2 separate regions of the Homo sapiens genome follow, and region 2 is linked to region 1. A link is a loop called in an ENCODE intact Hi-C map of the cell type or tissue named here. Cell type or tissue: MCF 10A. All regions are shown on one strand. Links, peaks and the distances in the headings refer to the core of each region. The heading gives the core; the rest is flanking DNA.

What was found. Hi-C counts contacts between places; a loop is a spot of excess contacts. Peaks named below come from ENCODE experiments on the same cell type or tissue, not always from the same donor. Only the 100,000 strongest peaks of a DNase experiment are listed, where the experiment ranks them.
Region 2: a loop joins it to region 1, with 8 times the contacts of the local background. A loop is called at or near these places in 4 of 110 quality-filtered maps.

What each region holds. Positions count from the first base shown.
Region 1 is chr6:8,701,035-8,717,553 of GRCh38, forward strand. The region is part of intron 3 of LOC100506207 (a long non-coding RNA gene); the gene reads left to right. Among named protein-coding and RNA genes, the nearest start is that of HULC, 57 kb to the left of the region's middle. In MCF 10A, for the core only: a CTCF peak has its summit at 7,037 (motif pointing right); a DNase peak (open chromatin) is centred at 7,167.
Region 2 is chr6:9,396,785-9,413,303 of GRCh38, forward strand. No RefSeq gene overlaps it. Among named protein-coding and RNA genes, the nearest start is that of HULC, 750 kb to the left of the region's middle. RefSeq lists an enhancer at 8,034-9,233. In MCF 10A, for the core only: no CTCF peak of the experiment used is centred there; a DNase peak (open chromatin) is centred at 8,787.

The sequences.
Region 1 (16,519 bases), core at 4,010-9,009:
CTTTCATCCTACCCTTGGCCCCCACTCTTCCCTCTGCCTGGAATAGTTTTCTCCTAGTTATTCCTGTGATTCCTTTGTGTTACTCCGACCTTGGTTCAGATATCGCCTCTTCATGAGGTCTCTCCTGAACACTCATTCCAAAGGAGCTCAACCCACTCTCATTACACTTTATCTCATCCTCCTCTTTTATGATCTTTATATCACTTGTCCATATCTGAAATTGTTGTATTTATTTATCTTTTTATTTGCTTGCTTTGTTTTTATTCCAAATGGATATAAACTCTGGAGAGTATGGATATTGTCTATATTTTTCACTGCTGAATCTCTAGTTCCTAGATCAGCAGGTCCTCAAAACATTATCGTTGAATCACTAAATGACATGAAGAATGGATGTATCTTCTTGTTGCTGTACTTTGGAAACCCAGTTGATCCCTTGTCCTATTTCTGAATGGAATCACTGTCCTCCATTGTAGAAGTCAGAAAGCTCAGGGTCATCCTTAACTTGTCCTTATCCATCATCCCCGTAATGTACTTCTTACCTTCAGTCCATTCTGCTTCCAAAATCGCACATGAATCCCTCTACTTCTTCCTGTCTAGAATCATTTTTATGTATTTGTTTTTCCAACTGGTCATTGTTTCTTTTTTTTCTTTTCTTTTTTTTTTTTTTTTTTGTTTTTTTGAGATGGAGTCTTGCTCTATTGCCCAGGCTGGAGTGCAATGGCGCAATCTCGGCTCTCTGCAACCTCCACTTCTTGGGTTGAAGCGATTCTCCTGCCTCAGCATCCTGAGTAGCTGGGATTACAGGTACCCGCCACCATGCCCAGCTAATTTTTTTGCATTTTACTAGAGACAGGGTTTCACCATGTTGACCAGGCTGGCCTTGAACTCCTGACCTCAGATGATCCTCCCACCTCGGCCTCCCAAAGTGCTGGGATTACAGGTGTGAGCCACCGTGCCCGGCCTGGTCATTGTTTCTTATGCTCAGCTTCAATCTCTTTGCTTCACTACAGTTAGATTAAACTTGCCAAATCGCAATCTGATTGTGTCCCTTCATTGCTTAAAACCAGTAACATGTAAACAGTCACATGAGGTGGGAGACATTATGAATGCACAATCTAGCCCCGTATAATTTGTGTCCATCAGCATGTCTGAGGTTAGGGGCAGTTTCTCAGAAGCCACTGGCTTCCTATGTGAGTTAAATGATTTTTCTTTGTCTCTACATCAGGGCTTTCTCTACATCGTGGAGCTGCTCATCGCTCAATGTGGCTCCCCTGGGGCAACTCTCATACAATGGAGGATGGCATCAATGGATAGATGTTTCAGTCTCTCCCACCACCCCAGCCTCCCAGCCTTCACTGGGATTCTTCTTAGACCCTTGAGGCCACTGGAGGCCATGACTACACTTGGTACCTCAGAGGGATGCCATGTAGGCATGTAGGGTTGAGACCCATTGCCAATAATCATGACCAGCTCAATAACACACTGTTTTTTGTTTTGTTTTGTTTTATCTTCTTTCCTTATCTCTCTTTTACCTCTTCCTTGCTTGTGCATTCTGAAATTAACTCTTAAATAAATGACCTGTATCCAAGGCCTGTCTTGTATTTCACTCTTGGGAAAACACAAGCTAGGATACATGACTTATAACATGCCTTGTGATCTGGTCTTTACTTCCCTCTCCAGGTTATTTTCCTCAGTCAACAACCACTTCCTACCCACATCAACCTTGTTTTGAGGCCATACTAATTTCTTGAGTACATCATGCTCTTTCTTACTTTCTATGTATTTGTGTACTTTTGGCTGCAACCTAAATGCTACCGCAATCACCCAGTGGATAACCACGTGCCATGTTCCAACAGGTGTTCGATGATTGCTCCTTCAAGTAATTGGAGTCTGAAATTTATTCCTGTTCATGTAATTCCACAGAGAAGTCTTAAAATATTTTAATTTATTTTTATACAGTGGGTTATGGGAATATCGCTAAAATTCTGAGAAGATATAAAAGCAGAAATACATATAGTTATTTTAAAATTCCAAATTTATATTTTTCTTATTTTTAATGGCCTTTAAGTTAACCAGGTGCAAACAATCTACTATTTTCATTTGGAAACAATGGAACATCCAGCTGTCCAGAGAATAAATTTGTGTGAATTGCATGATTTAAAAAATGTAAGCCAATGTTAGCTTAAAATTTTCTTTTTACAATAAGTGAAGTTCTTTTTATGGAGGACTGTCACGTGATTACTTTTATTATATCTTTTTTTTTCTGAAAAATGTTCCCTGGAAGTAGCATTTTCTCAGTTCTAAATAAACTTTTAAGTTATACCCAGCAAGAGCCAAAGTGATGATAGAATTAAACTCATTATGCTTTTATTTTACTCTGATACTCTTAACAAGAGATATAGCTCATTCTGAACATATAATTAGGGCAATTGAGGTAATCCATGCTTTAATAATATTTGAGATGATAAATGCCAGTTACAACAAACATGTTACTACTCTTTTCACTGTTGTTCCTTTTCTCTTTATAGTCACTCACTAAAAACTTGGATTTCTTCTATGTTTTAATTTTTATAAAACCAACAAAAATCCAGAGTTCTTATAGACCACTGATATTTGTTGGCCTGAAAACATTTGAAAGAACAGGCGGTCTTCTTGCTGCAGGGTCCAAATGCACTATCAACGTGATTTATATGATATATTCAAATATTTCATGTAAAAGTGAATTTTCATTTTCATATTCACATCTTTACAATTTAAATCTGGATAATTCTCACTTACTGTTCAGAGCTCAAAGAAATTTTCCACAGTTGCCCATACCACTGCAGCATGCCTGAGTTTCCATGCACCGTGTGCTCCTCCGTCACAATCTATTTTAGACATTGGTAATTATGTCTTTAATGTACAATTGTGCACTACATGACAATGTTTTAGTCAATGATGGACTGCAGGTATGACAGTGGTTGCATAACATTATAATGAAGTTGAAAAATTCCTATTGCCTAGTGACATCTTTTTTTTTTTTTTTTTTTTTTACTTTAAGTTCCTGGATACATGAAAATTTCCTACTGCCTAGTGGCATCTTTTTGTTTTTTCTTTTTTCTTTTACTTTAAGTTCTGGGATACATGTGCAACATGTAGGCTTGTTGCATAGGTATACGTGTGTCATGGTGGTTTGCTGCGCCTATCAACCCGTCATCTAGGTTTTAGGCCCCGCATGCATTAGGTATTTGTCCTAATGCTCTCCCTCCTCTTGGCTCCCACCCCCTAACAGGCCTCGGGGTGTGATGTTCCCCTCCCTGTGTCCGTGTGTTTTCACTGTTTAACTCCCACTTATGAGTGAGAGCATGCGGTGACTGAGATCTTGATGATCCTGACCCTGTGTAGGCCTAGGCTGATGTGTGTATTTGTCTTCATTTTTAACTAACAAAAATATTTAAGAAGTAAAAAGAAAAATTTAATTAAAATTAGAAAAAAGTTTATGGAATAAAGATATAAAGAGAAAATATTTTTTTGTAAAGCTATACAATGCATTTGTGTGGGAAGCTAAGTATTATTACAAAGGAGTCTAAAAGTTTAAAAAATTAAAAAGTGCACAAAAAGGCTACAGTAAGCTAAGGTTAATTTATTATTGAGGAAATAAAAATATTTAAAAATAAACTTAGTGTAGCCTAAATGTACAGTGTTTATAAAGTCTACAGTAGCGTGCAGTAAGGTCCTAGACCTTCACGTTCACTCACCACTCACACACTGACTTACCAGAGCCATTTCCCGTCCTGTAAGCTCCATTCATGGGAAGTGTTCTATACAGATGTACCATATAAAAATCTTTTATAAGTACGAAAGGTATAGATTTTCACTACACCTTTTCTATGTTTAAATACACAAATTCTTACCCTTGTGTTACAATTGTCTACAGTATTCAGCACAGTAACACGCTGTTCAGATTCGTAACTCAAGAGCAACCGACTCTATCACATAGCCTAGGTATGTAGTAGGCTATACCGTCTGGGCTTGTGTAAATATACTCTATGATGCTCCCACAATGACAGAATTCCCTAAGGACACATTTTTCAGAACATACCCCTGTTGCTAAGTGATGCATAGCTGTATATCTTCTCCACTTGACTACAAACTAAATGATGATCCAAATGGAATCTATTTTTTTTTTTTTTTACTGTCATATAACTAGCTCTTTAGCACAGCACCTGACACATAGTAGGTACTCAAAAGATGTTTGGAACTTCCTCCAGTATACATCTATATTTATTTTTCCAGCATACATAGAACTTTAGTTGATTACATCATTCATTTATATTTTTATGCATTTAAATTTACTTAAACATTCATTTATTCTACAAACTTTTATTGAGCTCCTAGTATGTGCCAGTGAACATTAGGCCATGTAGTGGTGCCTTAGAAATAAAAGACAGATTCCCTTTTCTTTAAAAAAGAAGACAGAGAAATATAAGAAAATCAGCCTGGGAAAAAACCACCTGGGAAGCTGCTTGAAATACAAATACTAGGCCCCTCCCCAGGCCTACTGGGCAGAGACTCCAGCAACCTATGTTTTAACAAGCCTCCCTGGGAGTCCAAGGCCCACACTGTAATGTGAGAGACGCCTGGTACAGACACTGCTCTACCCTCTTCCCCAAGGCAGATTTCCTCCATCTGAAAGTACTACCAAGTCCAGAGTAAAAACTAACCCAGTTGTAGTTCTGAGGTGCAGGATTCAGTCTCGCATCTGCAAAGCTCAGAGTGGTGCCTTCTTAGATCACTAGCTGACCCCTTTAGGGAAAGCCTGTGCCAGAATAATCCTCTAAGCATTGTTCTGACCTCCTGCTGGCTTCCTGTGGTTTTCCTCTATTTTGTGTCTCCAAAGTCTCATAGATGAACTTACTTAAATTATATGGTATATAGACTTAATTAATGGTAAGGAAAGTAGAATTCACTAGTTTAAAGGGAAAGCAATAGGAATGAATTTAGTACATATTTTCAGCAAGAAGCATGGTGGTGTTAAGTCAGAGACATCAGTTTGAACATATTAAAGGCCATTCTTTTGCTCTGTCAATCTCATGGCTGTTGACTCTAACTTTAATGCATAGTATCTTGAAAATATGTGACTATAATCAAAATGGAAAGAAATGAATCTACATACATCAACATAGATCCTTATTTCCTGAAATATTCGGAACCTACATATACTTACACACACACACACACACACACACACACACCCCGCACCCAAGCACACAATTATTTTTGTTTGTTAGTATGTGGTGTTCTTTTACAAATATATTAATGAGCTATTTTTAAGGTTTTAAAAATGGTTTGCTTTGTAATGGGTGGCCTAAAAGTCTTAGTTTTACTTCTCTGGAAATTCTGACTTTTCCCTTATTGCTCAGTTGTGGTTTTTCAGCGAGGAAAGTTTTGCTATTTTCCAACTTAAAGCAAATAAATTTATCTTATAGTTTGTTCTATTTTGTATACCTTCTCAAAAACACATTTGATAGCAGTGCAAATGCTTTTTGAAAATTAAAATAGTAAAAGTACCACAAGGACTTCAATTAAAAACATCTCGCTTTGCCCTGTGTGAGCTCTTTTCTATTTATCAGGATGTTATTTAAAGTTGGACAATTAATGTAAATGCTCTCTGGAGAACTTAAGTGCTTCCGTGTAGATAGGTGGAATTTCCTAGGAAATTCCAGAGACTATCAATCTATCAGTCTGTCATTCAACAAATGTTTCAGCTGCATGAAAGATACAGCTTTAGATTCTAGGTGCAACTGGAAGTGACACTTAAATTAAATGGAAAAATATGCATGCAGAGTTAAGTTACAGTGTTAATATTAATGATCATTCACTTCTGTGTAGCTTTTTTGGTAAGTTTTTAAATTTTATTGACTTATTTGACAACTAAAAACTAAATATTTGAGGTGTGCAATTTCATGATTTGATGGATATATGTATAATCACCACAATAAAGCTCATAATATATCCATTACCTCAGATAGTTTTCTTTCTTTCTTCCTTTTTCTTTTTTCGATGAGGAGGTGGTGAGAATACTTAAGATATATCCTCTTAGCAAATTTCAAGTTGTATAGCTTACTTAAATTATTTTCTTTCAACCTATAAGGCAGGAAGGGAAATAATTATTATCCCCATTTTCAAATAGAGAAACAGAGGCTGAGGTTTGCAGACATCAAGTGCCTTATCCAAGGTCATGCATCCTTATGCTAAGTGCCAAAGTCATGATGAAGACTAGCTCTTTGGAGTTCTAATACAAGACTTGTTTATGACTTCCCATTGCCCCTTTAAAAAACAAAACAACAACTAATTGATGGTGCATGATAAATGATAAATACAGTTATATCAGAAAAATGCTTATTTTTTGTGGCAGTGATGACTGGGAATTCCCTCCCTCTATGAAGGAGAGAGTGAAGCACTGGGTTTTGGGCCAATTTATCTAAAAGTGAAAGAGCCTGGTCTTGGGGAAATGATCAGTGGTGGAAGGAGGAAATGCACATGCAAGGCCCGCAGTGGATCAGTGTTCTGCGATGATTGAAGGCGCCCTTGGACTTGGATGGGCATCCTGACATTGTCTAGTCCTGACTGTTCATTTCTCAAGATTCTTGTTAGCTGCCAAGGTCTAGTAGGATGAGACCACATTAATGTCAATGAAGTCCAGTCAGTTCGAGACAGCTTTGTTTTTCTACAATTAAAACAATGAGGCAATGACTCTCAATCATGATCTCTTGGGTCTATTTCCCCTGGATACTAACTAATGGTGGTTCCAATTCTTTTAAAACAGACTATATTTTTTTTTTCTCACATGAGTTCACACACACAAATGCATGTGGTTTTGGTCCACATGCATTTCATATGACTCTGAAGTATAGCGTTATTGGTGAACATAAAAGCAATCAGACTTGATTACCGTTCAAGAGGGACTCTGAAAAGAGCATCCACGAATAATGCCCTGGACTCCTGGAAAGCTTGGTGTATCATTCCTTCTTCTTTTTTTTAAGAGCACTGGACCTTAGACAGTAGATGGCAGTGTGAGATGGGAAATTTAAGTCTTGGCAGCGATATGCTTGAAACCAGCCCAGTAAAAATGGCTTTTTGACTTGGAAGCATTTATGAAATGAACTTTCAGTCGGAGTTTTGTCTGACAGCCAGGATTCCACCCTGCGAGGTGTTGGCAACCCACAGGTGAGGCTGTGTAAGTGCTTTGTTTGAACCGAGGCTGTTGCACTGCTCGGAAGCAAGGTGGGGAGCATTTGAGCAAAATCATTGTCACAGAGCCAAGCAAACTGCCACTCAGGTCTCTTGGCACTCCTGTTCCCCCTGGCATAGTTAGAGCCACTCCTCTTTGCCTTTCTGGGAAATTCATTGTGTTTAAATCTAATAAGTAGAAGCTTTGATATATCCAAAATGTTGTTGCTGCTTCAGGTATTTACTTAATCTTTCCTTTCCTTTCTATCCTAAACCCCTTAAAAGTCTGAAGCAGTGAGTGAGGGAGTTTCCAAACTGAAAAGCAAATTAGATTATTCATGGGAGAATTGCTCAATCTGAAAGTACACTATTCCCCATGGCTTATCAAATGATGGATTCTATTTAGAATCTTTAAGAAATCATGGAAAATAGGGCAGTGTTGAAGCAGGTTTGGGTGTCTCTTCTATTAAAGACTCTTGACAGTGGCAGGATTTGGTATCTACAGTTACCTGGTAAACCTGGATCCCTCTAGAACACCTTATAACACGCAGGTGTATTTTAAGCACAGAAGAAGTAGCATAAAACATTTGTTTTACACAATATTCTATTTCATAGAGAAGAGGTTAGAGGATCCTTGCTGCGCATGCAGTCACTGAAGAATCAGAATAGGGTCCATAATGAGTGTATCCTAAAGTTAGTAATTATTCTGCTTCTTGAACCTATCTGAAAACTACATTCCCTTAATTTAGGTATAATTTCTAGACTAGCTAAATCTCAGCTTTTATGTGATATAATATACATTACTTAACCCTCCATAAGATCTTGTTTTCCCAACTGTAGAATGAGGATAATAAAAGTACTTGCTTCATAGAGCCTGTTATACCATAAATATTGCCATTATAATACAGTTTGCTATACAACAAATATTAGCCATTATTATTACATATATGTTGATGAGTGCAGGCATATTTTCAAACAAAATTACTTTCTCTCCACTTCCCGAAATAATTCAAGAGGATAGTGAACACTAGTAATACTCTAAGTCAAACAAAATTAAGTAGATAAGTCTGCTCAAAATATACTGTGTACACAATTAAGTGCAGGAAAATTTAAGACTACCTGTAAAAACACTCATTTTCATCAATATGCTTCAGAGGAGAAGAATAGAATGTTACACAAGCCTCCACACACATACTGTGTATGCGCATTCACATGCCCATATATTTTCATTCATTACTTAAAACAGTGCTTTGGTTAACCAGGTGTGGAGACACATTTTCAGGACAAGAGAAATAGAAGCATGAGAATAAAGTATTGCCAGAAGTCACATTCACCTCTTCTTTTTAACAGGCAGAATTTCTGTTTATCAAGTGAGATTGGGGTCAAAGCTTGAAGGGGTAGAGTGGGCATAAAAATGGTCATGGGCCAGGCGTGGTGGCTCACGTTTGTAATCCCAGCACTTTGGGAGGCTGAGGTGGGTGGATCACTTGAGGTCAGGAGTTCAAGACCAGCCTGGCCAACATGGTGAAACCCCATCTCTACTAAAAATACAAAAATAAGCCTGGCATGGTGGCAGGTACCTGTAATCCCAGCTACTCAGGAGGCTGAGGCAGGAGAATGGCTTGAAACCGGGAGGCGGAGGTTGCAATGAGCTGAGATCGCGCCATTGCACTCCAGCCTGGGTGACAGAAAACGACAACAGCAACAAAACGGTCATAACCATCCTAAAACTGGAACCTTCTTTTGAGAGAGAAGTACCTAAGTTAATCTGGAGGAAAAGTAAGTTGAGAGTGATTGACCTAGTGAATTATGGTTAAGTATCAAGAAGTTACTTCCCAACTCCACTACTTTTCACTTTCTTATATTTTCCTCAAGTTGTTTTTTCATTTCATTTTTTGTTTGTTTGTTTGTTTAATTAACTTTACTAAGGCGATAAGTCTGCGTTCTTTCCCAGGCTCTTCCAGGTTTTGAGATCTTGGGAAATTTACTGAATGTCTCTGTGTCCTCACCTATAATAATAAGAAATAATAACACCCCAGCTTGTTGTGAGATGAGATAAGCAGATACATGTAACACCCACCAGTCCAGTGTGGGGCATAAGGTAAGCTCTCATCCCATAAAAGCCAGAGATAAAAAGGATCATTTGACTTGGCATTTACAGAATTAGAAAACTACATGATGTTTGAAAGAAGCTCAGAGTTAAGCAACGCCTCTTATTTTACAGATGAGGAAACGAATGGCTAGAAAGGTTAAGTAAAGATTGGTAACACTGCTTGCATTAGTCAGGATTCTCCAGATAAACAGAACCAATAGTATTTATTTATTTATTTGTTTATTTAATCATTCATTTATTCATTACAAGGAATTGGCTCATATGATTGTGGAGGCTCAGACATCCCAAAATCTGCAGCCAGCAAGCAGGAGACCCAGGAGAGCGAATGTTGTAGCTCCAGTCTGAAGATCGTCCAGCCTGAGACCCAGGAGGAGCCAATGTTTCAGTTTGAATCTGAAGGCAGGAAAAGACTGATGTACCAGCTCATGGCAGTCAGGCAGGAGCAGTTCCTCTTACTAGCAGGAAAGTTGGCCTTTTTGTTTTATTCTGGCCTTCAACTGATTGGTTCAGGCCCACCCACATTAAGGAGGGCAACAATCTGGTTTACTTGGTCTCCTGATTAAAACATTAATCTCATCCAAAAATGCTTTCACAGACACACTTAGAGTAATGTTCAACCAAATATCTTGGCACCCTTGGTCCAGTCAAGTTTACAATATTAACTGTCACACTGTTATAAGTCTAGTCTATGCCTAATTTTAAGCTTCTAAAACAATCAACTCAAAGGAAATTTAACTGAGCTCTAGTGGTCCCGTTTGCTAAAGTATAACATTAGTGTTTTATTCTAAACAAGTTTAGGCTTTTCTCTTTGCTAAGATAAATTCACATTTTTAAGCTTTGAAAATGCCATATATATTATTTATTTATTTATTTATTTATTTATTTATTTTTGAGGCAGGGTCTCACTGTCTGGCTCAGGTTGGAGTACAGTGGTGTGACCATGGTTCACTGCAGCTTTGACCTCTCAGGCTCAAGCTGTTCTCCTGCCGCAGCCTCCTGAGTAGCTGGGACTACAGGCTCATGCCACCACACACTGCTAATTTTTGTATTTTTGGTAGAGACGGGATTTCCCTATGTTGCCCAGGGTGGTCTTGAACTCCTAGGCTCAAGTGATCCACCCACCTCAGTCTCCCCAAGTGCTGGGATTACAGGCGTGAACCACTGTGCCCAGCCAAAAATGCTATTCTGTTAATAGCTTCTTAGAGTTTTTGTTTTTTGTTATGTGGCCTTAAAGCAGAGCAGATCCATGTGTATAGGGACCAGTCACAAATACATTATAGAGGTTGCCCTCAAACTTCATTTGTACCTTTCTGGCATTAGCTTTCTCTTTCAAATGATATAAGGAGGCAGCAGCATGATGTCTTTGTTCCCTGACAGAGGGAAATCTAGGAATCGGTTATCTGCCTTCAGAGAAGTCTGGAATGAGAGTACAAGGAAACTATGAATCTCACCACTTTGAGAGCCCATTTACCAGGAGGAAATGAATGAGAAAGAGTATGAGTTCAGATCAGCTTGGGAACTAAAGCCATGGCCATGCCTGGGAGAAAGGAACTTAAGGTGAAGACAAAAATCAGTGGGGAAGTATACACTCTATTATCAACAAAAATCAGATGATCAATTTGTATTTATTACAGGACCAGAGTGTACAGAACTGAGTGGCCTTCAAGGCAGCTCAGGGCATTGAACTCTGCCCTTGATTCTTTTGGGTGAAGACATTCAGTGCCACACTACCAGTATGTAATGTTTGCACCTGGCAAAAGTGGTGGTCAAGATCTACCCTGAATTTACTGAAAAATGTCTCCTCTTTTCTTTCTCAACTACTGTGGTTATTAGGCTATATTCTTTCAGTACCTTCACACTTTAAGAATTGTTAATTATTCTTGTTTTTTCTGTTATCATTTATACTGATAAAATGAATTATAAGCCTAAAATAATACATTTCTTGGCATTTTTGGGGTTTGATCATGTTTTTTGCTTAGTTTGAAGAGTTATTGCTATAAAGAATATCATCAATGAAAATATATCTAACATATTTAAATGCTTTTATCTGAAGGGTGATATTTATTTTAATATATTGAAGGTATTTGAGTGTCATTTGGTATTTATTTCTTATCATTGTTAATTTGAATGATACTTATTATTTTGGGGGACCTCATAAGCAATACGCAATTAATACTTGAATTTATTTTAAAAATTAACGAGTATATCCTTAGGTTGGATTGCCAATGCACTTTAGAGTAAATCTTTGAAATGTATGAAGTACTTTTTAATTGGAATTATTTAAACTGAGGTAATGATAAGGGTAATACTATTGTTAATGATCCTTATAAAATTCATTTTTATTTTGTTTACCAATTCCATTTTGGTTCTTAAATTAATGCTCTCAATTGCATACATGCACATAAAATCAGTTAGTTGGACGTCTATAATCAAATGGTAGACTCAATAAATTATATAAACATTTATTAAAATAATCTTATATTTATATTATCATTTTATAATTTTCAAAATGGTTTCATTAATTATCTTTTCATGAATATTATTGTGTACTTACAACAAGAGGCCTCATGTTTTTCGAACTCTATATGTACAACACTGATTACGACATTACTTCTGCCTTTAAAAAACTTATATTACACTACTGTAGACAGATAAGTAAAGAATTATTGATCTGGGAAGACCAGTATTATAAGAGAGGCATAAATAAAATATTTTAGAATCAGAGGATGAAGCTATGAACTGTTTTGGGGGAAATAGGGATGGATCAAGGAAGATTGTGAAGACAATTTAGGATTTTGAGCCAAATTAGAAAAGATGAGGTGTTGCCTAGGAGGAGAAACTGGGTAAGGGAATTCTAGGGAGATGGACCAGCGAGGATGTAGTGTCTGCTTGCACACAGGGTGTTGGAAAAAAAATAGGTAACAATTTGGAAACAAAAGGAGAAGGTCAAGATTTAAATCTAGAAAAAAAGAAAAAAGATCAGAGCTAGATGGTGGAGGGCCTTACAAATTATTCTAGCTATGTCTACCTTTTCCTAGGTAATGGAAAGCCAGTGGAGGTTTAACCCTCACTTATCATCCAGCTACTTTAAGATGCAGGAAATGTAAATGATCTCAAGTTTATGAGATGTCATCCGCTAAAAAATATTAACCAAGTGCTAGCCTTCTAATTTCCAACCCTGTGCAGTTCAATACCTTTCAAATAATTCTGGGTCTACTTCAACCAATGTTCTAGTGAGTCAAGTAACAAATGAAACATAAGTGGCAAGGAGTCAGATTTTTGTCTATTGTGTTTACTGCTGTATCCCCAATACCTAAAACAGCACCTAGTGCCAAATTAGTAGAACCAATAAATAGAAAATATGTATTGAGTGATTATGAAGTATCAGTTACTCTTTTAAATACCATTACTTGGATTAAAGGATTAAAACCGCTATTAGAGAATTGTGTTCCACTTTTGGTACATTATTTTACAAATCATTGCTGGACAAGCAAATAATAATATGATATTGAAGGTTCTGGAGAATATCACCAAATGTGGCCTAAAATGACACATCATGTTGAGGAGATTTAGTTAGAGGAGACTTATCTTCAAATATTTGAAAATCTATCATGTAAAAGAAGTAGATCTATTTTGAAGAATCATCTCTGGAGAGTTTACTTAGGGTCGATGCGTGGGTGCTGTAAGAGTTATATTTTGTTTTAATATGTGAAATAATTGTTTGACAATTTGATTTAACTAATAATAGAAAAAATTAATTTGGGATAAAATAAGCTTCAGTTTACTCATGATATTCAAACAAGAGCTGCAGGGCCATGGGTTCTATAGAACAGAATACAGAGCTATAGGATATACAAGGTTCTGTGAGTCTAGAAGAAGTTGGTAGACCAGACCAGTTGGATTATTTTGATTCAAGTGAGGAGTGTACTGGTCTGTTAACATGTATGTTTGAAAGTAGTTGGCCTGTTTCAAATCAGCTTTGAACATCAATTAAATGGGGAAAAAAGGCTCTTTGGCTTTTTGTCAATGTCCTTTCCAAACCAAAGCAGATTATTCATAGTTTCCTTTAATGTCTTCTCTTCTGTTTATGAGGAATGACTCAAGGGAGGTTTTTCTTTAATTCAAAACAAACAGAGTGTTTACATGATGAATGGATGGCCAATACTTCTATGTTTCCTGAGAATGTTTACTGCCCATCAGGTGTTGTTTTACCTGAACTTCTGGTGACTCAAGAGATGGGACAGACTCAGACCATGGACTCCAACTACTGACTTGCTGCTTGCTCGGTTGCTGATTATGAATTTGCTGAAAAAAATTCTTTATAACGCCTTACAAGAAACTGATAGTTTAGCAAACTGTTAAATTGCAGATGGACTGTAATGGCTTGGGATACTGGTAATGGCGTTGTTACACTTCTTTATCTGGAGGTCCTCTTGCAGAAGCCTCTGAAGAACAGGGACACATTAATTTTCTGAGGATATATGTGGACTAGGGTTTATGAAGCATCATGCTTGGAGAAGACTTTCTTTCTTTCTATTTCCTGTTTTCTCATTTGAGAAAACCTTAATGGCCACTGCTTGTCTGCTCCCATTATTGGCCAAAAGGAAAAGAAACCAGGGAAACTGATGTTATTAAAGAATGTGGACACCTCAGAGAAGGTGACGCTCGACAGCCTTCTGTTCTCCATCTGCACTGTTGGATGTAGAACTCAGGATTCCCTGAGCAGACTCCAGATCAAATGCTGGTAGTGATTTTCTTTCTCTTGTGGTAGAGGGTGAGAGCTCAACAGTTACACAGCCAGAGAGATGGACTGCTCTCATGGTTTAAAGCTGACTTAGGGAAGGTCCCATCTTCTTTAGTACTCTAGGGGAAGCTCTGTTAGATCATCGTTCACGGATTTCTTGACATGAAAACTCAATTTTTATGTGAAGAAATTGTGGATTCTTAATGTCTTCCTTCTGAAATTCCAATCAGGATACACAGAGGAAAAATAGACCTTTGATTTTTAAGATTAAAAAAATAAAGAAGACATCTATTTGGAATAATAGGTTTCATGTTTAATAGCAGAAATTATAAGCTGTTTTGTCATTAAAGCAATGGGTTTATGGCGGGGTGATTGCACTGAAGGTTTATGGGTGGAGTTGTGAAAAAACTTACACTGTGCAGGTAAATTATAAAATCAGCAATCTTTTAAAGTATATATTTTTCTGAGTAGTATTTCTACAAATATAATATTTACTCCTCGGTTCCTACAAATTATCTGCGTCATCTTTTAGATGTCAGATGAGTATTTGGAGGCCTAATGCTTGGCTTTTTATTCCAGAAGTGACTGGTAATAGGTTTCCCATCTTCCTTTGGGGTGAAGGGGACACTCTTTCATGAGTATAGTTTCTCTAAAGTTCAAAATTGTTTGTGAATGTTGTAGTGGCTAGAGAAGTGGGCATGGATTCAGTACGTAGAGGCCCCAATGTCCTCTCTGCCACTAAAGTCACTGTGACAGGATATAAATCATTACCTCTCTGAGCTGGTTTTTTTAGTCAGTTGAAATTTAAAGTGGACCTCGACGGCTCTTAATCTCCCTGCAAATTCTAACATGAATATTTTTATATTGACAATATTTTTTTCTTAAGGCAGGAAAGCCACTCCTTGGGAATAGAGTATATTATATGGCATTTAAAAAAAGAATGAAAGAATGTGCCTATGCCTAGGTAAAATTTCAAGCAAATAATGCCTTTCCAAGTAGCAAAGTAATAACAAAATAGCCTGTCTTTGGAAATACATTTTCACAAGATCTTTTTGGTTTATTTTGTGGATTTTTAATAAATACCTTTTTAAGAAAACATACTGGTAAAGGAATTGGAGAAAAGCTAATGTCCTTTCAGGACATGTTATTTGTCAAAATTATGATTGAGACTTGACAGTTTCCTAACATTTTCTCTTTTAGCTTCTTTTAGAGAGTTTTATTTGCTAGTTTATTTTAGGTTTATTCTCCTAGATTGTTCATCCCAGAGAGGAAAAAATGAAAAGGAATAGATAACTATCTAGACAAAAAGCTCCCCCTTGCCCTCCTAAATGTTGTAATAGTTTCTCATATCCTCTAACTTTTTCAAATATGCCTTTGATTTTTATACCAGCAGTCTATCCTGAACCTCTCATTTTTTTCCCACTCTGACACTGAAAGCATCATTTGCTATTAGTGGACACAGAGTCCCTCTTACTTACTCTTGGAAGAAGCTACAGTACAAGGGTTTAAGCAAACACATGTATTAGGCTGTGTATGGTTTGGAAGTAACTAACAAGCACAGGCCTCCCACAGTTTTCCCTGGGAACCTTTTCTGAACTTCCTCTGTGGCTTCGTTTCCTCTTCACTTAAGTCAAGGCTCTTTCTATTCCCAACTCCCCTGCTCCTCTTTGGTAGTAAATTGTCACTCAGGTGCATGCTCTCATTTGCAAAACCAGAGGGTCACTTGTACGTTGTGATATGTTTGAATCACCTGGTGTTCTGTCATCATTATCTCATGTTGGCACTAACGCCCCTTTTCTCTGCCTTAACTCTCCTTAATTTACTCAGAGTCCAAATTCCTGCTCACTGCATCTGTTTTCACTACTTCGAAAAGAACAAAGTGCTAGTTCTGATCCCCATAGGGGTCAATTACCTTCCCCGTGCTCACCATCACATATTTCATCTCCAACCTAAGCTGCCATTGAACAACGTGGGTTGTTCAAGTCACAGTTAAGGGAAGAAGGAACGGTAGATTGGAGTGAGAGAGAAGGCAAATATTTTGAATAGACTTGTACAAATCCATCAGTGCACCTGGAAAAACTGCACAGAAGAATAGACAGAGCAGAGGTATTAGAATTAGAAACTAGCCTTCAAATCTAGGCTTTGTGGCATATTCACTGTTTGTCCTTAGGAGGTTGCATAACCTCTATACACCCAATTTCTTTATATATACAATGTAGACAATGATGACAATCTTATTGGATTGTTGTAAGGAAAAAAGATAATAGATAATATATTCAAAGTGCCTGGCACTTGAGAGAGAGAAGCCCTACATAAATCAGAGTGATTAGTTTCACTAACACTGCAGTAGCACAGCCTTCAATGTAACTTGACAATTATCCATTGAACAACACCTAGATACTCTAATCTGTGTATTAGAGTTGATAGAGTGTATAAAAGGTATAAATTGC
Region 2 (16,519 bases), core at 6,345-11,344, 700 kb after region 1:
GAGAAGTTGCCAGGGCCTTGTTGGCCCAGTCTGCTCAAGACATTTCAGATCCTTTGAATTCACCCACCACTGGAGCGTGTACTCCTCCCCACGCCAGCAGCTGTTCTCAGACTGGGTCACAGACAGTTTTCATAAGCATCTATTGGTTATTTTTGAATTCTTAGGTTGTAAAGATATTGTATTTTCTCCCTCAGCATCTCCTGCACAGATACTGAAAACATAGATTTTACAGCTCTTTATAGTTTCATTGGCACCCATTTGTATTTTGGAGTTTGTGGGAAATATAAATCACAAAATTAAAAGTGGCTGAGATAGCAATTGATGGAACTCAGTTGTATCAGAAAACCATTAATAGTGCCTCCCCATAAGACCACATTGGACCTAAAGCCTCCTCCAAATTCGTGAGGTCAATTTTAAATTACATATTTTATTTTGATTTTAAAATCAAAAATTTATTTTCAGATCACATTGGGACCAAATTTACAATAGATTCCTCAGCAATTATTTTTAAATTATTATACATCCTGCATTTCGTAGTTTCACCAAATGAGAGAAAGTTGATTCTTTTTTCAGGATTTTCTCCCTAAAACTCTACAAAAGTCACGACCATTCACTGCTGTGTATGTCAATGTATGTTTCGACTGCATTTACTGAATCATTAATTATTAAACTCTCAACATAAATAATTGCTTTTTACATGATAACTTTAGGTCAGATTCCCCACCCCCTTTTTTTTTCAAGAATGGCACTGTTTCCCTAATTTATAGCTTGCTAATTCTGGGGTAGGAAGGTTGCAATGTAATTTATACCAGCCATATCCCATCTTAAAAATGCGTTATTTTGGTCTTATTTCAAAAAGTTTAGGAGTACCGGAAATTTCTGATAAAACTCAACTATACCATACTCTTGTTTATGAACACCTGAGAAGGATTATTAAATTGGATTTGAATTTGAGTCCCTTTCAACTATGCATGTATATGAGTATTTGCATTATTATATTGAAACCATGGGATACACGAATCTTGCTATTACAGGCATCTAATGAGGGTGAAGGGATGACAACTATGCAGAAATCATACCCCACTCACTCCTCTCTGCTGTGTCCACAGCACTTTAGTGCTATTTAATGTTTTCCCACTGAATCTGGATATAACCTCAGACTCTTTCTTAACACCATGCTCCAGGCAGGTAGCACAAATCAGTTAGCCCAGGAATTCCAATCTATTTTGAGACAGAAAAGAATATCATCTCAGAGGCATATTCTTAAGCTGGCTGTAGCTGGTGGGTGAGGCGTGCCCTGTGGAAGCCTTTTTCAGCAGCAGGCCTTGGTGCCCTGGCACCTGCAGGCTTGTTAAGCAGCCGGGCCTGATATCTTCACCCATTACTCTGAGAAAGCACTTGAATGACAGGCACCGAGCCAGTGTTTACCCTGTGGGGCTCGTGACACACACAGTGTCTGTCAACACTTCCTATCACTCTCCTGCTTATGCAGACTTTTTTTTTTTTGCCTGATGTATTCATCACCAGACTGCAGACACCTAGTTAATCCATTTAGAACCTATCACCTCTGTTCATCGGCTCATAAACCTATTACATTGGAGGCGCAGTTCTGAGGGACACAGGTGCCAGACCAGTGCACAAAACCCAATTGAGTTATGTAGCAGGCAGTGAGGGGCCTCTAATCACCATGCTGACTGCATGGGGAATTGCCCGTGTTATGTGGTAGCAGCCACTTTATTAAATATCGATTTAAATCACGGCCTTTAATCAAATCGGATAGAAGACCTTTTTCACCTTCGCCCCTCTTCGGCTCCTCCTCGCCCTCCTCCTTTTCCAATCAGCCTGCCTGGTGACATCCGAGCTGAGGGATGAATAGTCAGCAAGGAGTTCACCAGCAAACCCTTTTCAACAGTAATGAGGCATTTGTGATAATCGAGTGATGAAATGTAAATGGGCAGTAATGAGCACAATTACATCCACTAGGGAACCATCAACGTGGCTTCTTTCCTCACAGATAGATAAGCTCTTTCCCTGTCATTGCCTACTGCTGACTTCACTGGGAGGCAGGGTGCCCAGCGAGCGCAGGGTGGGGGCGCGCCCTGGGATGGGTGGGGAGGCTGAGAACTGGCGGAGAGCAGGGCCGTGGCAGCGGGCGGGGCGGAGAGAACCCCCACCCGCACTACAAGGCCTTGAGCACCCGGGCCTTGCGGTTCCTCTGCCGGCTCCCATCCTTCTCCGCCTCTCCTCCTCCTTCCCTCCGAGGACGCTGGGGCTCCATTTGCCGCGCGGCTGGAAAGTCGCCTGCGTGCGCTAATGAGCTCAAGGTGAGCCGCGGCCTGTTGGTTACATTGAAAAACTGTGCGGAGTGACCGGGGCCGGCTGCGTGTGAGCAGAGACTGAAGCCAAGAAATGGGAGCCTTGCCAGGAAGCACGAGTGCCACCGCTGCTTGTGTCATCTTTGTAGTCAGGCGACCAACAGCGGAGAAAGACGCCGGCATTTCCAGGAAAGCGGGCAGCCCCGCGCATCTGCCACCGGCCTACCCAGACTCTGGCTTGGCCTGGCGCGATGTGTTGACAGGCCGGGGATGGTCTACCCACTGCAGACCAAATCTCAGAGGATGGGAAATGTTTTGTGGTTTTAAAAATTCTAAAATAACTTCGGAACAACATAGGGTGCCCTTGACATAAGAAATATGCTAAGAAGGTGTTTTACGAACGCAGTAAATGAATTACTGGTTCACCACTGTGATTTTATTGTGCATATATAGTCGTATTACAAATGATACATATATTCCTTATGAATAATTTTCTAAAGTGAATTGTGTTGATGTATAGATGTAACGGATCAGTTAGCAAAGTGAAAATTGATTTTAATAATTTTTCATCAATTAAAAGTCCACCATGATCATTTTGTATTCAAAAAAGTTAAAATTTTTAAAATATTTCTTTTGTGTGTGGTAGAAACTACCTATCTCTTTTATTTTGTTCTTTGAACTTTTCATCATTAAATGGAAAGCCAGAGTTGTCAAATTATAATAAAATATTAGGCCAAATTCTGTCCACAGAACAGTCTACAAAATTTACATGACTATTGGTCAATATGAGAAATGCATGTATGGTTTAATAATGTTTTTTGGCCCCAAGACAATTTGACATGTGGAGGCATTTTTTTTCCTTCAATTTCTCAAGTGTTTACTTTCAGCACTACTTTTTCTTGGAATATTCATTTCAAAGAGTACTGTGTTTATGGAACGCTCAGGTCCATGCGTGTTTTCTTCTTCATATCCTTGAACATATGTGGAAAGTTCAATAAAATGACTCACTCAGTAAACTGATGAATTGGCTGTTGGCGAACTGGTCATTTGGTTTATCACATATTCAGTAAATAGCCTTTTGGCAAGCCGACTTTTGTTCAACTGGCTTTCAAAACTTTGAATGCACTTAGAAAGCTATAGTGATTGTTAAAAAATGCCAATCCAACCAAATTAAAACAAAATCAATCTCATCTACTAATTTACTATAAAACGGTAATATCTCATCAAATCATGACCCTGGGCTACTGCAAGAACCTTACTCTTCTGACTAAGATGTATATCAGAAACTTACTGAGGCCGTAAATATGCAAGCAATGAAAATTTGAGAGTTTAGCATGGCATAAAACATCTTCTCCATGCCCGGCCTTGCCTGTTCCTGCAACCTTGCTTCTTTCAACTCTTCAACTTGTAGTCTGTCCTCTGGGTAACTGAAATGTAGTAGTTCCCTACAAACATTGTGCAATTTCACACCTCCATGCCTTTGTTTATGCCAGTCTTTCTATCCTGAGGACTCTACCCTTGCGTTCTTTTTTGCCTTCTTATTCTTCATCAATGGGCAACCTGCGCATCCCTTCCTCCTTGAGAAGCCTTGCCGAGTTCCCAAGACTACATTATTTTTTGTTTGTTTTTTCAGCATCAATTGCTTTATTTGTTTCTTAGTTCTGTATAGCATATTTTATTCATAGTAAAATCCTTGGGGTTAAACAGCCAAAGATCAATTTTTAGGTTTATATCTCTCCCATGTAGTTTATTGCCTCAAGCATAGTAGTTTCTCAGTAAATGTTTAGTAACTAGAAATGGAAAAGTTTTAATTCACCTCTCTGACTTAATAAGTTCTCAGAGTTGAACCTAATTGCATTTTAGCTTTGTCTTTTTATTTCTTACCTTTTATCTCTTACTCCTTAAAAAGCAGAGTCAGAAAATAACCATTAAATCAAACGTTCTATGAGGTTGTGTGTTCATGAAACCTTAAAAAAATTATCTCTTCCTTTCTGGTAGAATAAAACTCAATCTTCTCAGTATGATTGTTTTACTGAGAATCTGACAGGAACAAAGGTATAGATCTATCACTTAAAGAATGCTTTATTTGTGGTTGTTTTTTTCTTTCAAAAACAGTTTGCATGAAATGACAACATAAGAATAGCTGACCTAGTTAAGAGAACAAGCTGCTTAAACAATATGGAACCATGTATTTGAATTTAAAATTGCACAACAATAAATCCTTTTAGATATATTAATTGAAATAGATAACCCATTTAGAAAAAAAAGAAGATGACTACTTGGTAACAGATTTTTGTCTGGTTAAAAATCTCATAATAGATGTTTCTCTAATTCAGACTGCCTTTGCTTACAATTCATTATGATCCAGTGGGCTGGAAGGTACCAGTGTTAAGCTATTTCTTTTGTTCATTTTTTGGTGACTTTTCCTCCAAGCTAACTCTTTAGTATTATTTCACTAGTGCTTAGCAGCTCTTCCATAAGAAGAAATTGGAAATATAATCCAGTAAATTGCATTAATTTGGGGATGGGAGCAAGACACACATTTTAAGAAAAAGTTGGCAGAATGAGATGAAAATTTAAAAATTATAATTTTCAGTTAGTCACTCCTTTATTTTGAGCTTGCTGCATTATATGGAATTCTGAAATATGCCTAATTTTAAATGCACATATATCATTTTATCATTGTATTCATTTATTATTTTGTAAAAATCTGTTAACAGTAAGCCTAAAGGCCATACTTAAGCTACCATCCTAAAAAAAATATGAAGAAGCTCATTTGAGTCTTTTAGAAACAACATCAGTCTATTATATACAGCACATATCAACAATACATTTCACTTTCAAACTATCGCATAACCCATCCTGCAGTTATTCATGGATGCGTTTAGAGGAGGTTATTTTCCCCCTGACAAAAATGGGCCATTTTTCCCTGTTTAGCAAAATCTGGAACACAGATCATTATAGTGCTTTTGGCAGCTAATTTGAACATCAGTGACTCAACTTTGAGAAGAGCCTTTTTTCTGCCCTAAAGAATCTCTGAGTTTTCAGACTCCAGTAATTGAAAAATCCCCAAACACTCACTCACAGAGGAGATACACATTACTGCAGGAACAGTCTACAAATTGTAAAGTATTCAATTTACATCCCTAGCACCTCAGGGCAGTTCTGAAGAATTTATATCTTTGGGAACCTTTGAACTAACAAAAGATAACATTTCACAGTAAAGTCTACTTGCATAAAAGTTTTTAACTCCCTTCTTTCCTTTTGCAAAGAAACTACTTCTTTCACTTGCAATTCTAACTAGGAAAAGTTTATATTCACTAAGACGCAACCATAAAAAAGGTCGGACAGAAAATAAAAGAAAGAAAGAAAAAAACTCACAAGATGATGCCTGAATTTATGTTAATCACTCCCAAGCCCCCATGGCATGGTTATTACAACTCTTAGTTTTAAAATAACAAAGCACAAAATGATTTTATTTTTGTGATTGTACTTCAAATTTGAAGAAAAACATGATAAAGGGGTGGATTTTTATTGGATCCTTATTGCTTTTATTGGAACATTAAAATTTGGAGCATCCATGCAGGCAACCCCTTGTCAAAAGGTTCTGATTAACAAATAAAAATTCTTCTCCTTGTTAATTACCACATATACTTCCACAGCCAATGAACCTTAAATGATTCATTTAATTTAAAAAATATGGCTCTATAGTATTTGGTTTTCCTTATTTCCCAGCTTTTGTAAGTGAAGCAGTAAGAAATCTGCAACGGATTAAATTGGACCTATATTTTCTAGGTAGGGAATGGTTTTTCTCCGCCCCTCCCTCTGGCTTTTTTTTTTTCTTTCTTCCTTCCTTTTTTTTTTTTTTTTTTTTTGAGATAGAGTTTCGCTCTTGTTGCCCAGGCTGGAGTGCGATGGCACGATCTCGGCTCACTGCAACCTCCGCCCCCTGGGTTCAAGCGATTCTCCTGCCTCAGCCTACTGAGTAGCTGGGATTAGAGGCACGTGACACCACACCTGGCTAATTTTTGTATTTTTAGTAGAGATGGGGTTTCGCCATGTTGGTCAGGCTGGTCTCAAACTCCTGACCTCAGGTGATCTGCCCACCTCGGCCTCCCAAAGTGCTGGGATTACAGGCGTGAGCCACTGCGCCTGGCCTCCTCTGGCTTTTTGATCAGAGATGATTTCTGGCAGAGTAATTACTAATCTTCTGACATCTGTGGCTCAGCCCAGTTTTAGCATTTGGATTGAAAATACAAAAAGCAAAGGAAAAACCCTCTATGAGACGCTCTCTAAATTTTTTAATGAGCGTATTCATTATCAATACTATAAGTATTGTAAAAATAAGGAAATGTAACGATAAGGAAACAGTTTAAATGCAATAGTCTGATAAGCTTTTTTTTTTTTTTTTAGGTTAAAACTTGATCAATGTTTCTGTTAACTAATAATCTAGGAATCAACAATCTCATAAAACTGGTTTATTCAGCCCAGAAAATTAGGCAATCCATCATGACTGATTTGCTCACATTTCCGTCTGCAAATAAGTGAGATGGAAACTTTAAAACCAATAAGATAATGCACTTTACAAATTCAACTGAGAGAGATGGATAAACTAAGATGCCACTGGCATCAGTTACAAAAAAAAAAATCTGTCGTGTTTCCAATTATTTGAGCAGATTTTTGTATCCCAATTTGCTGCCAGCCTGGCTGCATCTAGCCCCCTCCTCCTGTTTTCTCAAACCAAATCATCAGGTCTTAAATCAGAACGAGCTCATCATATCATCCTATGAAAGGCCATCAGGGGATAAAGGACACCAGATGTTATATGAGTTTTCTTTTAGGCTTTCATTTCAGCCTTCCTGCATTCCCCATGCTGCTTTTTACTTGTCAGAAACTAAAATGTGCTTTGATAGATAACAACCCTATTTTCTTCACTGGCTGAGCTTAGAGAATACCATTAAGTATTGATATCTAGGGTGCTTAACTAGGGAATGCAATCACAGCAGTGCCAAAATTGGGGTTCTGTTGTATTATTGTACATGCCAAGATTTTTGAAAAACTCAAAATTAATTTTGTTTTCCCGAGGAAAAAAATACATAGTTTTAGTTGTGGGAGATGAAAGGAAGGGGAATCAAGGCGAGTCCTTATTAGTATCTCTGCTTCCTCCTGCAGATATTAGCACACATCCCGGAGTCCAAATAACCCTGCCAAGCCGAGCAGAGGTAGATTTTTGAAATGGAATGATGGCCCCAACTGCCAAAGCAAATTATTAAAATGCTCTATACTTTGAGAGCTTAGCATTTGCCTAACTTTGGGTTTGTTAACAAAGGACAAAAAAAAAAAAAAAAAAAAAGAGCTCTTCCATAATCTGTAGAGTCTCAGACATGCTGTCGTCCTGTTTACTGATGATAACAACTCGTTGACACATGGCAAACTACAGCATCTTGATTCACTTATGGGGCGGTTCAAGGTCAGCCACATACTAGTTACAAGAATATAGCCACATTATGTGATTTGATTCAAGAGACTAGCTCACTCTTCTCTGGTTTCCAATGAAATGATTTTTTAAAAGGACTTTCATAGCCATGGCAGTGTATGTGTTGTAAAGGGATTATGCACAAATCCTACTTGTGGCTAGCGTGTGCTCCTCCTGGGAGGTAGATAGATAAAAGTTACAATGAATGAGAATAGGTGTTTACCTACAATGACCTTAGGTCATGTAAGTGGAGGAAAACCTTGAATCGTGTTTTATAGGAAATATCACTGTCCTTAATCAGAGGTGGTTCCTTTCTCTCCTCCAGGGAACATTTGGCAATGTCTGGGATTGTTTTTGATTGCCGCGACTGGGGGACTGATGGGGAGGAGTGGATTCCTGGCATCTAATGAGTAGAAGCTAGGGATGCTGCCAAGCATCCTGCAACGCACAGAACAGCCCCAGCCCAACAATTATTCAGCCTCAAATGCTAGTAGTGGTTGAGAAACCTCGGCATAAAAGATGAAAACAGTAAAATGAGCACTAATGTCAAACGCTGGGAGAATAAGAGAGGGGAGGAGGTGCCAGAAGTGGTCAGCACTGTCCATTCAAAGAAAACTGGGGAGTGAGCGAATGCTAGAGTCCTTTCACGTGGTTCCTGGAGGTGCAACAGGATTCAACCTAAAGAAACTTCCAGGGCTGCCTACCCCACTTACAACCTTCTGCACGCAGTGGCCAGAAATTATTAAAAAGTATCCGGTAATATTAATCCGTATGATAAAAAGGTACCCTGCTGTTCAGATTAAACCTTGCAATGGTCCATGACCCAGAGACTACCAAAATGGTGCATCATGGCTACTAGGTAAATGTTCCTTTAATGAACAAAAGAATAATTGGATTTTAATTGAATGAATAAACAAATGAGCTATTTCTGGATGTCCGCACTTGGAGAGGTTTACTGACTCTTTCTTAGTCACTAAACCCAGCAGGAGTGGCTTAATGACTCATACCTTAGGGATTTTAAGGGAGGGATGCAGACCTCAGAGCTTCTGATATGCACGGAAGCATCCAGCTCACCTGTCTTCTCTTAACCCCATTAAATTAATTCTCCGCGTTGCAGCCGTATCGCTGCCTAAAAATATTCATCATAGCACCCATTCCTACAGGCTACAGTTTAATTATTTAGTATTGTGTTCAATACCATCCTTGATCCCAAATTAACCCCCTCTTCTTTCATGTTTTGCTACCTTCCATCACCTGTTTAATGCTCTGATCATTTCCTGCCCCCATGTGTTTCATCCTTCCATACCTTTCCTCCTATTGTTCTGTTGGCCTTCGATAAAAACCTCCATTTACGCTTCAGGTTAACTCCCACTCCCACTCCAATGAGATAATCATCTCCACTGGGCAGTGTCCATGGAAACCTTTGTTTAGACTAAATATCTTATTTTCCTGTTCTCTTTCAGCGTCTTTAAACGTCATCATGATAGCGTCATCATTAAGTTGATGGTATTACGGTGATTTTCAAACTGTGCTGAGTTGTTCATTTCGTTCAGGCTCCATAGCATGTGACAATGACAGAGAGAAGTAAATGGAATTCTGAGTCTGACCTCTCTTCAAATGTGGAAACTTTGCTTTCATCAGTTTTAGATAGGATTACCCATGTAAGACATGATTTAAAGAAAGTTATCTGCAGCAACATCAATGAAGAGTAACAAAACAACTGAAAATATTATAATATGATTTTTAAATTATCTGCCTGTGGTACTTTTATAAAGTCTGCAATGCCATGCACCAAACATAATGCTTAGAAATAAAACGTAGGTGTTGAACTGAATAGATTTTACCCACCAAAAGCACTGAATTAATGGTAGGTAATGATAATAATAATATTTTTTATTCTAAGTATTCAAAGTCAATGTTTTTATATGTAGCAAATGATCACTAAATAACATGTATATATGTGTGTGTGCATATGTGTGTAAATATAGAAAGTTATATATTGCATATTTAACTTTCTCTAAATGTAGATATAAATGTGTATATATGTACACATATACTGATATGTACACTTATCATCTCCCTACAAAAATACTTCTTTATTCGAAATTGTAAAATGATGCTGAATCTTCAAATCCTGCTCCCCATTTGCATTTCGTTAAGGAATTTCAGGATTTACTTACAAAACCACATTCTGAAAAGTGGTTTGTAAGTGTTGTTGCACGTGAGAATTCAACGTAATTATCTATTGTCATCAGAATAGACATGAAGGATTATGAGAAGTTCTTTTTGTCATGAAGCCCATGCTGATCCCATATCACATGGGGATCAATCTGCAAATCAGTCATCGACAGGGGAGATGAGATTTATTGATTGTACAACCTGAGCAGCTCTAAATATGCAAGTGTCACCATTGGAAATGAAGACAATGGCTTGAAGGCAACCTGGGACCATCATTCACACAATTTGAGTGGATTTTCATAAAGGGAATCTGAGACTGCGGCTGGTTAATACATGGCTAAGTAGGCTATGGCTCAAATTATGAAAAACTGACAAGCAATTTATAAGTTAAATCGTAAATATCCAAAGTCCAGGACCTTGTGTTTTAAGAAACAAAAATGTGTGACTGTCTAAGCAAGAGATACTGGACAAAAATTTCTATGATATCAGAACTCATCATCCTAAAATAGAATTCAGGGAAAAATTAAATGGATTTTTAAAAATCAGTTAACACAATGTATTACTTATTAAATTCTTTCATGGAGCAAATAGAAGACTAATTTCTCTGGAGCCATTCATGCCCCCAAAAGTTATAATTAAAGACACAAATTGAATGATTTTAATAATGATGAACGTTCACCTTTTTAGTGCTTAGGTATGGTAATATGATAGTCACAGAAGGACTCCATCTTCCATTTTCATTTAACTTTCTCTCCTGGGATTTATAAGGGCACTTTTTCTCATTTATTTATTTATGGACATTAAAATATCAGGAGCTGAGTGGCTGCTTTTTAAAGATTGAATTAGTCTCAACTACTCAAAAAAGCATAGCAGGGTTTTGAGACCACGGAAGGCTTTCTGAATTTCCCAGTGTGCACATCTAGGAATATTTACCTCTTCATATCTTTCCAGTTATACAGGGTCCTGCCAAGAACAAGGATTTGCACGTATATTGGCGCACTGCCTCTGTTGTTTTCCTTTTCGCAGAATACAATTAGTGATCAGTGATGCCTTTATAGAAAGCACTCATAACAGAAAAGTGAAATCAAAAATGTTCTTGAAAGATGGAGGCAAAAAAAATGCAGTATTAAAACTTGCTGGAGAATAAGCAACCTCTGCAAGCTGGTTGGTCAGAATATTTGTATTTTCGTATCATTTAGGAAAATCCTATTATGGCTTTAGCTACAGAAACATCCCTGGTGTGCAAGATAGAGGCAGTTCATAAAACACGCAGCATTTTCAGCCGGAAAATAGGGCAACCTATTGCTTTCTGTAGATGGCTGTTACACCCCAGTTCCCATCAATAGAACATAATCTCATTGCAGCAGGCAATACTTGATATCAACGAAACACCAGTTTTCTAGGTACATGCGACTATTCTTACCTAAAAGACAAAAAGATTCTATTTCTGCAATGACCAGTATCTTCAGAACATAGTTAATAAAACAAGGTAGTCAAACAAAGAGGTACAGTAGTTAAACACAGGTACGCAGAGAATTCTACCACCCTTCCACCCTTTTTCTTTGCTCTTCAATCTCTCTCTGTCTCTTTCCTGCATAAACTGTCAATTCTCCAAATGCTACTACAAAATGATTTCAGTCAGTGTCAGTGTCAGCTGACTCAATAATTGATAGCCCGATCATTAGATGCTAAATCAGATGACTGTTTCCAAAATGCCTTCTCACTACTAGAGTAGGGGGAAATCTATGTGCATTTGCCTCTTGATCAGGATAATTTCCCCAAAGAATGGGCTAGATGCCAAGTTGCAAAGGCCTGTTTGCATCTAGGACTGGGTAGGCCACACACCCAATTTAGCCAATCTTTAGCCATGCAAAATAAAATAAGTTTTGCTGTGCTGATGTCACAATGATTAAAATATAATAAGCTAATGAGATTACAATAGCTGATTGTGAACAAGACCAATTGTGTTAATTGGAAGCTCCTGAATGGCAATTTTAGCTGCTGCTGAGTTTTGAAATATAATCAGTTTTACTAATTTTATCTGATTTCTTAATGAAGCTTGCCCTGAGCAATTGTTCTATGTGTTCTTTAGCAAACAGTGTGTGTCATAACTGCTGACATTCATCTTGATTACTTTAGTTAAAATAAATAGTTATACTTGGGCGGCTTTCAGAGAATACATCATAGTAGATGTAATGCTGGAAAGCAATGGGCTCTTGGTTTTTTTCTTTGTTTGGCTACATTTTATTTGCTTCATTCCAACCATGAAGATTTTCTTTGGTGTTACCAGATCTTTCCCAGAGTCTTGGTGTATGAATCAAGCAGAGATACTATTTGTTGTTTTGTAATATTCCTCCATCAATAAGTGGAGTAAATTCCTTCATCAATTTACAGGAATAAAGATAAGATTGGCACTGAGGAGAAGGTAACAGACTTTTGTGTTGGCAACACACAGATTATACCATCAAAACCATCCACCAACATTAATGGCTGAGGCTGCAAGAGAGCGAGCACTCAAGTTATTTGTTTTCACAGAGGATTAATATACATTGGATGGCTCCTCCAAGCTTTTTGAGTGTATTGGAAGACTGCCACGCCATACAGCCAGTTATAAAAGACTGAGAATGCTAAGAGAAAATAAAGTTTGGGGAAACCAAAAATGCCATTTGAGTAAGTTAAAAAAAAACATCTTTCATGGTGTTGATTTTTTTACTCACAATCTTTCAACATCTGCAATTAGGATTGTATATTTAGATTATTTAGTGCTTGTGAGCAAAGATTAAATGGATTTTTACAGGAATAAGCTAGGGGATAGGATAAAAGCTTTTGGAATCCTATGGAACATCTAAAACAAGATAATACATATTAAAACATCATGAAAGAGTTTTTTTTAATTAAGTGATTGCACAAGCAAGGGTATTATACCATTCCCCCCAGCCACATGAACAGTTAAAAACATTTTTATTGAGTTGCAACATTGCTTACAGGTAGGCATGTAAATTGCACACATCTTGTGTACTGCTCAATTCATTTTTATGTACGCATATATCCATGAACCACCGAGACTGAGATCAAGAGCTAGAACATTTCTCATACTCCAGATTCACTTGATAATTATTTTATCTTTGTTGGTGTTTCTTTTACCTACGGTTATACAATAAATTAATAAATGTCTCCATTTCTTATGTGGTCCTTGGCTCAGTTTAATATTGAGGCTATTCTAGGCTTGTACCTTAGGGGTTTCTAAGCTCTTCTTTTTCTGCCCTCTGGAACAGTGTGCATAAGTTATGGATTATCTATTTCTTGAAATTCTGATACATACAAAGAGTATTTAAAAACCCACCTGGGCCCATCTATTTTGTTGCTCTGCATTTCCATGATCATTTATATTTATTTACCTATCTTCCTAGAAAATTCTCTGTTGTATCTAACTTTCAAATTACAAGTATGTATTTATTATTCAAAGAATTCTCATACCTATTTCCTTTTTTATAAAGCTTTCTGTTTTGATATAATTTCAAACTTGCAGAAAACTTGCAAGAATAAGAAAAGGAACTCTCATGTACTCTTCACCATTCACTATTACCATTCACGATTTATTTACACTTTGCCTTACCACTTGCTTTACTGTTCTCTCTCATACTGTCTCCCTGGATAAAAACATAGATAGGTAGATAGATAGATAAAACATATTTCTCAACTATTTGAAAGCAAGTTAAAGATATCATGTCCCTTTACCCCTAAATACTTCAGTCTGCATATGCTAAGAACAAAGAATATTTTCTCACATAACCACAGTACAGTTATCATTATCAGGAAATTTAACAATAATAAAATACCATTATCTAATGTACCATTCATATTTAGGTTTTATCAATCATCTCAATAATGTCCTTTATAGCTACATTTTTTTTACTAGTTCAAGATCAAGGCCACGATTATGCATTTAGTTTAGCAATATCTCTTTAATCAACTTTAATCTGAAATACTTCCTCTGTCTTTGTTTTTTTTATTTTGTAGAATGCTACTCAGATTAGGTTTGTCTGATGTTTTGTCATAATTGAATTCAGATTATGCATTTTTAGTAGAAATACATCAAACATGTTTTCTTTTTATCTCATTTTATTAGAAAGTGCATGCTGTCAGTTAATCCAAATATTAGTGATGTAATATTTGGAGACTGAATTAATGTGGGATCAACTTAGGTCTTTATATTGTAAAGTTAATATTCCCTGTTATTAATAAGTAAGTTACTGAGAGATACTGTGAGCCTATGTAAACATCTTGTTCCTTAACAAATTTGCACCATGAGTTTTACTTTTTATTGATGATTTTCTAACCTCATGTTTGCATATTTATGTCAGTGTTCTACTTGAGGAAAGAGATGTTCTCCTTTTCTCTATTGATGTATTTATTGATTTATATTCATATAAATTCTTATATAATGAGTTATAATCCGCTTCTCTGATAATTATTTTGATGTTCAAATTATCTCAGATTTGACTGGGACAGCTGAGGCTTGCCATCCTCTGAATGTGTCCCCCAAAATTCATGTGTTGAAACTTAACCCCTGATGCAACAATGTTGAAAGGTGGGGCCTTTGGGGAAATGTTTAGGCCAGTGGTCCCAAAACTTTTTGGCACCAGGGACCAGTCTGACTGGTTTTGTGGAAGACAATTTTTCCACAGATGGCCAAGAAGAGAGGGGGGAGGGGAGAGGGGGGATTGTTTCTAGATGAAAGTATCCCACCTCAGATCATCATGCCTTAGATTCTCATAAGGAGCACATAGAGTTCATGCTCCTATGAGAATCTAATGCTGCCCCAATCTTACAGGAGGCAGAGCTCAGGCAGTAATGCTCACTTGCTCACCACTCACCTCCTGCTGTGTGGCCCGGTTCCTAACAAGCCACACACTGGTACTAGTTTGCACTCCATGGGTTAGGGACCCCTGGTTTAGGCCAGAAGGGCCCCACCCTTATGAATTGATTAACACTATTGTAAAACGGCTTGATGAGGACGTTTGGTCCCTTTTACCTTTCCAGCCCTTCTGCCACGTGAGAACACAGCTTTCCTCTTCTCTGGAGGATGCCATCTTGGAAACAGACCAACTGGTCTCATCACACAAGGAAACCTGCTGGTGTCTGGACCTTGGACTTCTCAGTTCCAGAACTATGAGAAATCAATTTCTTTATAAATGACCCAGGCTGTGGTGTTATGTTATAGTGACACAATGGACTAAGACAGGGCTCTTTCAAGTTGGCAACACTGTCCTTTTAATATGCTCATTAACATGATTTTTTAGCATTTCCTTACTTTCTGGAGAAACAATAAGTTACCACTTTCTCTTACATTCATTCTTCCTAACACCTCCTCTTTTTTTAAAAAAAATAGAAACGTTTGAAGCATTCATGTACAGTTGTTACCAATGAGGAGAGGAATGATTATGTACTGTGATTTTTGTAATAGGAAAGGTGTTAATCTCTAAATTATATCTCCTCTCATGAATGAAAATTTTAGCCTCAGAAACTATAATTTCTAAATGACCACAATCCCCAAAATCACAGGAACCATGTCTGTTATATTTATCCACACATACCTCTGACTAGCACAACAAAGAAATATGTATTGAATGAATGAATGGGAAGCAATAGAAGAAGAAAAAGTGAGAAACAGCTGACCCGATTATTGCCCCTAATTGTTCCTCTATTATTAGTAAAGGCCTTGTGACTCAATGTTAGAAACGTGTTCCTTTACTTCAGCGATCCTATTTATTAATATATTTTCTTTCTTGGATCCTGTGTTTTGAAAGGTTTGTCCAGCAAAGTAACTGCATTGTGCAATGATCTTAAGACGTTTATCACAAGTCTATGACTACAAACGGATTTCCTTACAATGTCAATCATCCAAATGTCAGTACCACTGCGTACTGAAAGAATTAAGAATCTGCCAGAATTTCCTTTTAAAATAATATTAGAAAGAGACAACAAGAGAGTAATTGGCACCCATGGATGTTGCATGTGAAGTAACTTGTAAATGCATGTAGTTTTTCTCCTTTAATTTAGGGATTTATAAAGATAATTTGAAGTGTGAAATGGTAGAGGTAAGTTTGTCGTTCTTAAACTGTATTATCTCACTTGACACTTGATCAATGTACACTTTTGCCTTGCTTGCAATTGATCTTTCCTCAGCTTGTGTTGCTAAAATTTCCTCTGCTGGAATTCATGGTTCATGGTGGCCCTCAGAATTTACGAGGGAGTTTTTAAAAAATCGAGGAGTATAGAAAAATAATTCTGCATTCTTTCTGAAATACTCCATTTTTTCTTTCTACACCTCCTCCCACCCATAGGTATACATTGAGTACACCATGCACTCCTCACCAGCCCACTCCGCTGCCCCCTAGTGTTCTTTGGGCAGAATGTGAATGGGTTAAGAGCAACCAGCCAGTCGTTTCCCTCTTTACTTATTTGCATGTTTTAAGATCATTGACTCTATATTTCAGTCGTTCCAAAAGTATAGCTACACAGTGAAATGATCTGAATTATGTTCTCC